Linked DNA regions of Homo sapiens: region 2 is linked to region 1. Evidence: chromatin loops called from intact Hi-C (ENCODE). Cell type or tissue: gastrocnemius medialis. All regions are shown on one strand.

Region 1 (2,500 bases):
GCCTAAAATATTTACTATTTAACCCCTTTGGAGATCTCCTAGATCTTTGCAGTGTTCAGAGCCTAACAGGTTAATTGTCACCTTTCTCAAATGGACAAAAGAATGAGGAAGACTTTTCACTTGATGTTCTCATGTTTTTGGTGCCAGTGTTACTTTCCAGGGTATGTTGAAGGGCACATAAATTCAATAGCTATTTTAACCTCAGTGTTACAAATGCATATCCTTGGTCACGTGTGGCATTGCTGTGATGCAGTTTAATGAATTACCTCCACCTTCTCCATACTGTTTATCCACAGCTCTCCATACTGTTTATCCTCAGCATTTGCTTCCTCATAAGGAAAGCCCGGATCAGCTTCTGTTAGCTTGCCCAGCAGTCACCACCAGCATGCAGCAGCAGTTCATGGATAAACGCCTCAAGGGCATTTAATAACATTGCAGTTTAGTGAACTAGAATAGTTTTCCAGAGAACTGAGTGTCAATTTTAATGTTTTTTTCCTGATACTTTATGAAACACCAGAGGCATCTAGCTGTGAATCCCAAGGACATAAGGGTAACACCATTCAGGGACATGCCTGTATTCTGGATGCCTTGTTTTCCCTTTTCATACCCCGAACAGACTTTGTGTTATTTATCCGAATGCCAGCTTCCAGGATTTGTTTTTCATGCTTAGGCATAAAGATAAGAATCCAAACACGGAGGGAAATAGAAGGCTAGAATCCTGCCCAGTAGGGCTTCGGTGGAGAATGTACTCCTTACCCAGGCCCCCATCCCCTTGTTGAAGGCTGCACGCAGCCCCAGGCTGCATGCCTGGGTGCTCTTGTCCTTTCAAGGCTCTTAATCTGATTTCTCCAGATTGAAATCAAGCCAGCCAAGATGTTTTGTTTGGCCTGCATAATTTTTTTAACGTTTTTAATTATTTGCCAATATTTAAAAATGGGGAGATTTCATATAAACTCTCGACGTCCAGCCTCTCCTGAAGTAGTGAAAGGTCTGGCAACACGGAGCCTGCATTCCAGCATGCCAGCCATTGGCAAGCCCTGAGCAGCAGCTGTAGCAGCTGCTCTTTCCTTGAGCCAGGGCGTGCAGGCTCCTGCTGCCTCACTCATTTCATCATCTCATGGCTCAGCTCTGTGGCAAGATGCTGGATCCCACATTTCCTAGATGCGGCTCAGGTAGCTTCTCAGGAGCAGTCTTCTCTTCCCTGTTTTCTTAGTTATAGGTAATTTTCAGTTGTCCATCTGAATGGCTAAATGGTCATGGAGCCAAATGCATTCATGGGGACCTAGATCATGATTTGGAAAATTTTTATTTTTGTTTTTAGGTTGAAAAGACAACCCAAATTGTGGAAAGTGGGTATATAACATAGTTGTTGTATTACTCTGTTTTCCTTTTTAAAAAAAAAAACTCTTCAAAAACACCAATAAAAACTGCCTAGACAATATGGTATGTAGACTGACAAACAGGAGATCTTTCTTAGCTTAAGGCCCAACTTTAGAATCAATATTAATAGCTAAGTTATTTAGCAACCTATTCTGCTAAGCACTGCCCTTGGCATCTGAAAATGTTTCTTCTGCACTTCTCAATAATCTAGCTAGGTAGACTATACTTTTACAATTGCACAGAAGTGGAAATAGACCCCTAAGAAGTAAAGTAACTTGCACCAAGTCATAGCTAGTGAGCAGATGAATTTGATTTCAACCCCAGGTCTTCTGATTTAAAGTCTGACATCTCTCCATTACCTCTGTGACCTGGGGTAAGTCCTAGTTAGAATGAAAACCCCTGTATTTTCTTCCATAAGAAGTGAAACTTTCTTTTCAATAATTCAAGTTAGTATTTAATATTCAAGCTTCAAGGAGAACCATTTGCACCATTTTTCCCTGCCTTTTGGAGCTCAAGAAAAAGGGGACTATGTAAGTTGTAAAGTATTCCATAGACAGCTACAGTGACTGTAGTTTCGTGGCGTATTCATTTTATGGCTTTACTGGATGAAACAGAATCAGATTACAAAGCTGTCATTTGCAAAAGTTCTGAGAACGTTGCATGCCCCATTGAAGAAGATTTTATTTTAACTTTAATCAGAATTCAATTTAAATAATTTAGAGTGTTTTTAGGCAGAATGGCTGTCTGAAATGTAATGTCTTCTTAAACTATTAGATTGTATTGACTTAAAGGTTGAGTACATGTGAAAGACCATAGCCTTTGGAACAGCCGCAGAATAATACTCAGCTTTAATTTCATATGGGATAAACGTATTCAATTCAGAATACTATAAATATGTAAGCAGAAAACTGAATTGTGAGTAAGTTATTAGGTAACACTAAACATACATAAAAATTCCATCATTATTGGGGGTCAGTTTCTCACCTTTTGTTTGACATTCCTTAGACTTTAACACCATGTCTAATGATTTCTACTTTTCCTTGGGTTTGCTGGTATGATTGTCTTTACTAAGATTTTTATTATACTGATTTTAAAATGAATTTCCATGACTTTGTTGAAT
Region 2 (2,500 bases), 160 kb after region 1:
TGCCAGTTATTCCTTAAGTGCCAGGAGAGGGAGAACTCCACACGCAAGCACATTGTTTGGCTCCCCACGAGCACACCGAGGGACAACAGCAGTGCAGAGAAACAAAGGCCTGTGACATGCAAGTCGCCATAACCCACGGCGTTGGGGGAGAAGGACTTTGCTGCCCATCAGGAAGGTTCGGAGTAGACCCACTGGCTCATCATTTACAGTCTGAGGACTTCCTGTCAGGCCTTGTGCTAGTCCCTGGGGACACCCAGGAAACCGTGACACCACCTGCTCTGCAGCCAAGTGAGTGGAGAATGCCCAATTAATAACCATAATACAGGCACTGAGAGCCATGTAGCGATCTGCCCAAGGTCCCTCAGAGGAAGAGTGGAGGAAGCACCTAATAACCATGGGGATAGCCAGGAGGGCTTCCTGGAGGAGGCAGCATCTGTGCGGAGCTAATGCTGAAGCTGATGCTACCATAGTCAACATCGTCATCACCTCCCCACACCCAGGCTCATGTGAGGCACAACTGTGCAATCTAGCCCTGTGCTAGATGCAACAGGCAGGCACTAGTACACTTATTCCCAACCACCCTATTATTCCACATGACATATGAGAAGACCATCTCAGAAAGGTGAAAGCAACTTACTCAAGGTCATGTTTCTAGTAAACCCTGTTTTGACAAGACAGCACAGATCTCAGACCCTCAAGTCCTTTTCAGTGACTAGAATGGAATATGGAAAGAATGGTGAGAGATGCAAGTACCGGGATATTCAGGAGGCACAATCATAACCTAAAGGCAAAGAGGGGCCATTGAAGGATTGTACGCATGCAAATTACAAATGCCTAAGACTCTGCCACTCTGCAGAGAGACCTGGGTGCCAGAGCTGGCACTATCATTGTTGGCTGAGTGCCAGCTTGCAGTTTCTTCCTCCCCTAGGCTTGTTCCTCTTTTTGTCAATAGCTAGAGGCTATGCTGAGAAGGAAGCGAATGACTTACGAGTGCCCCCCAGAGGTTGGCCCACAGTTGCCATCATTAGCCTGCACTTAGTGTCATCCACAACTGAAACTTGGCTGAGCAACCTAAACTCCCTCAGCTAACGTGAAGAGAGTCATGACTCATCGGCTGGGTCACTGTGGGTTTAAATGAGATGATAGGCGTAAAGCCCTGAAGCATAGCAAGCAGTCAATAAATGAAGCCCTCACTACTATTACATATTTCTAGGTCAGATCTTACCTCTGATTTCTAGGGTTATATCATCACTAACCATTTAATTTACCAAAAGACAGCAAATCAGCTATGCAAAGGGAAAAAAGTATGACTATATTAAGTAGATGTCATCATTTAAAAAATCTAAAGTTGCTTATAGAAACATGGCATCCTGGATTTGAGCTTGAAACAGAGAAAGAACATTATTGGAAAGACTGGTGAAGTCCATATGAAGTCTGTGGTTTAGTTAACAGTACTGTATCAACACTAATTTCATTATTTTTAACAAAGGTACCACAGTTCTGTAAGATGCTAAGAGCCGGAGGTGGGGTGGGGGCGGGAAGTGAAGAGGGGAAGTGAAGGGTCTACGGAAGCTCTGTAGTATCTTTGTAACTTTTCTGCATACCTTAAACTATTCCAAAATAAAAATTTATTTTAAATGATACATTATAAAAAGAACAACCCCACATAGGTTTTTCAGTCACTGAAACACTAAAAGCCTTCTGAAATTATAAATAAACATTTGAGGGCATCCAAAACCCATAGGGAAAATGTCTGGTTGGTTTAATGACAAGAAGAGATGTGTGAAGCTTACACTGAAAATCACCTGGCACTCTCCATCTACCACCACAGTGGTTAACTGCACTTCCTAAAGCTGGGTTTTAAGAAAGGTGGGCCCTTCCAAACAGACCTGTTTTGATTACTGATTAGCTCAAGATCAGTAAACTTATTCTGTAAAGGGCCAGAGAGTAAATACTTCAAGCTTGGCAGGCCTTCTGCAACTACTCAATTCTGCTATCACTGTCAGTGAAAAAGCAGCCACAGACAAAACGTAAACAACTAAGTGTAGCTGTGTTCCAATAAAACTTTATAAAGACAGGTGGCAGTGGGCCACGGTTTGCTCACCCCTGGATTAAACAGACCAGATAAGAAGCCTGGAAGGGACGTGGGGTTTGGGGGAGATGAAGACAATTCGGATGGAGAATCCCCTCCATCTTCACTGGTTTTGTGGTGCGGGGCTCCCCTGTTCGTGCCTGGGGCTGACCCACACATACCCAGTGCTTTCCTGCAGCAGAGGCCTTCTTCAACTGTATAAGATCATCTCTCAAGCAGCAGGGAGCCAGCCAATACATGAAGCCAGCACGTAAAAGCAGTAACTTGTTCACCTTTGAGAACAAATATCTTTATTTTGTTGCTTCCCTGAGACGGAGTCTTGCTCTGTCACTCAGGCTGGAGTGCAGTGGCGCAATCTTGGCTCATTGCAACCTCCGCCTTCCAGGTTCAAGCAATTCTCGTGCTTCG

Evidence for each region. A loop is a pair of places that touch in the nucleus more often than their neighbours do. Peaks named below come from ENCODE experiments on the same cell type or tissue, not always from the same donor. Only the 100,000 strongest peaks of a DNase experiment are listed, where the experiment ranks them.
Region 2: a loop joins it to region 1, with 2.0 times the contacts of the local background. A loop is called at or near these places in 6 of 110 quality-filtered maps.

The regions. Positions count from the first base shown.
Region 1 is chr4:148,213,267-148,215,766 of GRCh38, reverse strand. All of the region lies in intron 3 of NR3C2 (nuclear receptor subfamily 3 group C member 2), which reads left to right. Among named protein-coding and RNA genes, the nearest start is that of NR3C2, 230 kb to the left of the region's middle. In gastrocnemius medialis, no CTCF peak of the experiment used is centred here; a DNase peak (open chromatin) is centred at 1,076; H3K4me3 peaks cover 563 bases; H3K27ac peaks cover 816 bases.
Region 2 is chr4:148,055,588-148,058,087 of GRCh38, reverse strand. The region is part of intron 20 of ARHGAP10 (Rho GTPase activating protein 10); the gene reads right to left. Among named protein-coding and RNA genes, the nearest start is that of MIR4799, 270 kb to the right of the region's middle. RefSeq lists an enhancer at 1,966-2,500. In gastrocnemius medialis, no CTCF peak of the experiment used is centred here; a DNase peak (open chromatin) is centred at 997; H3K27ac peaks cover 2,376 bases.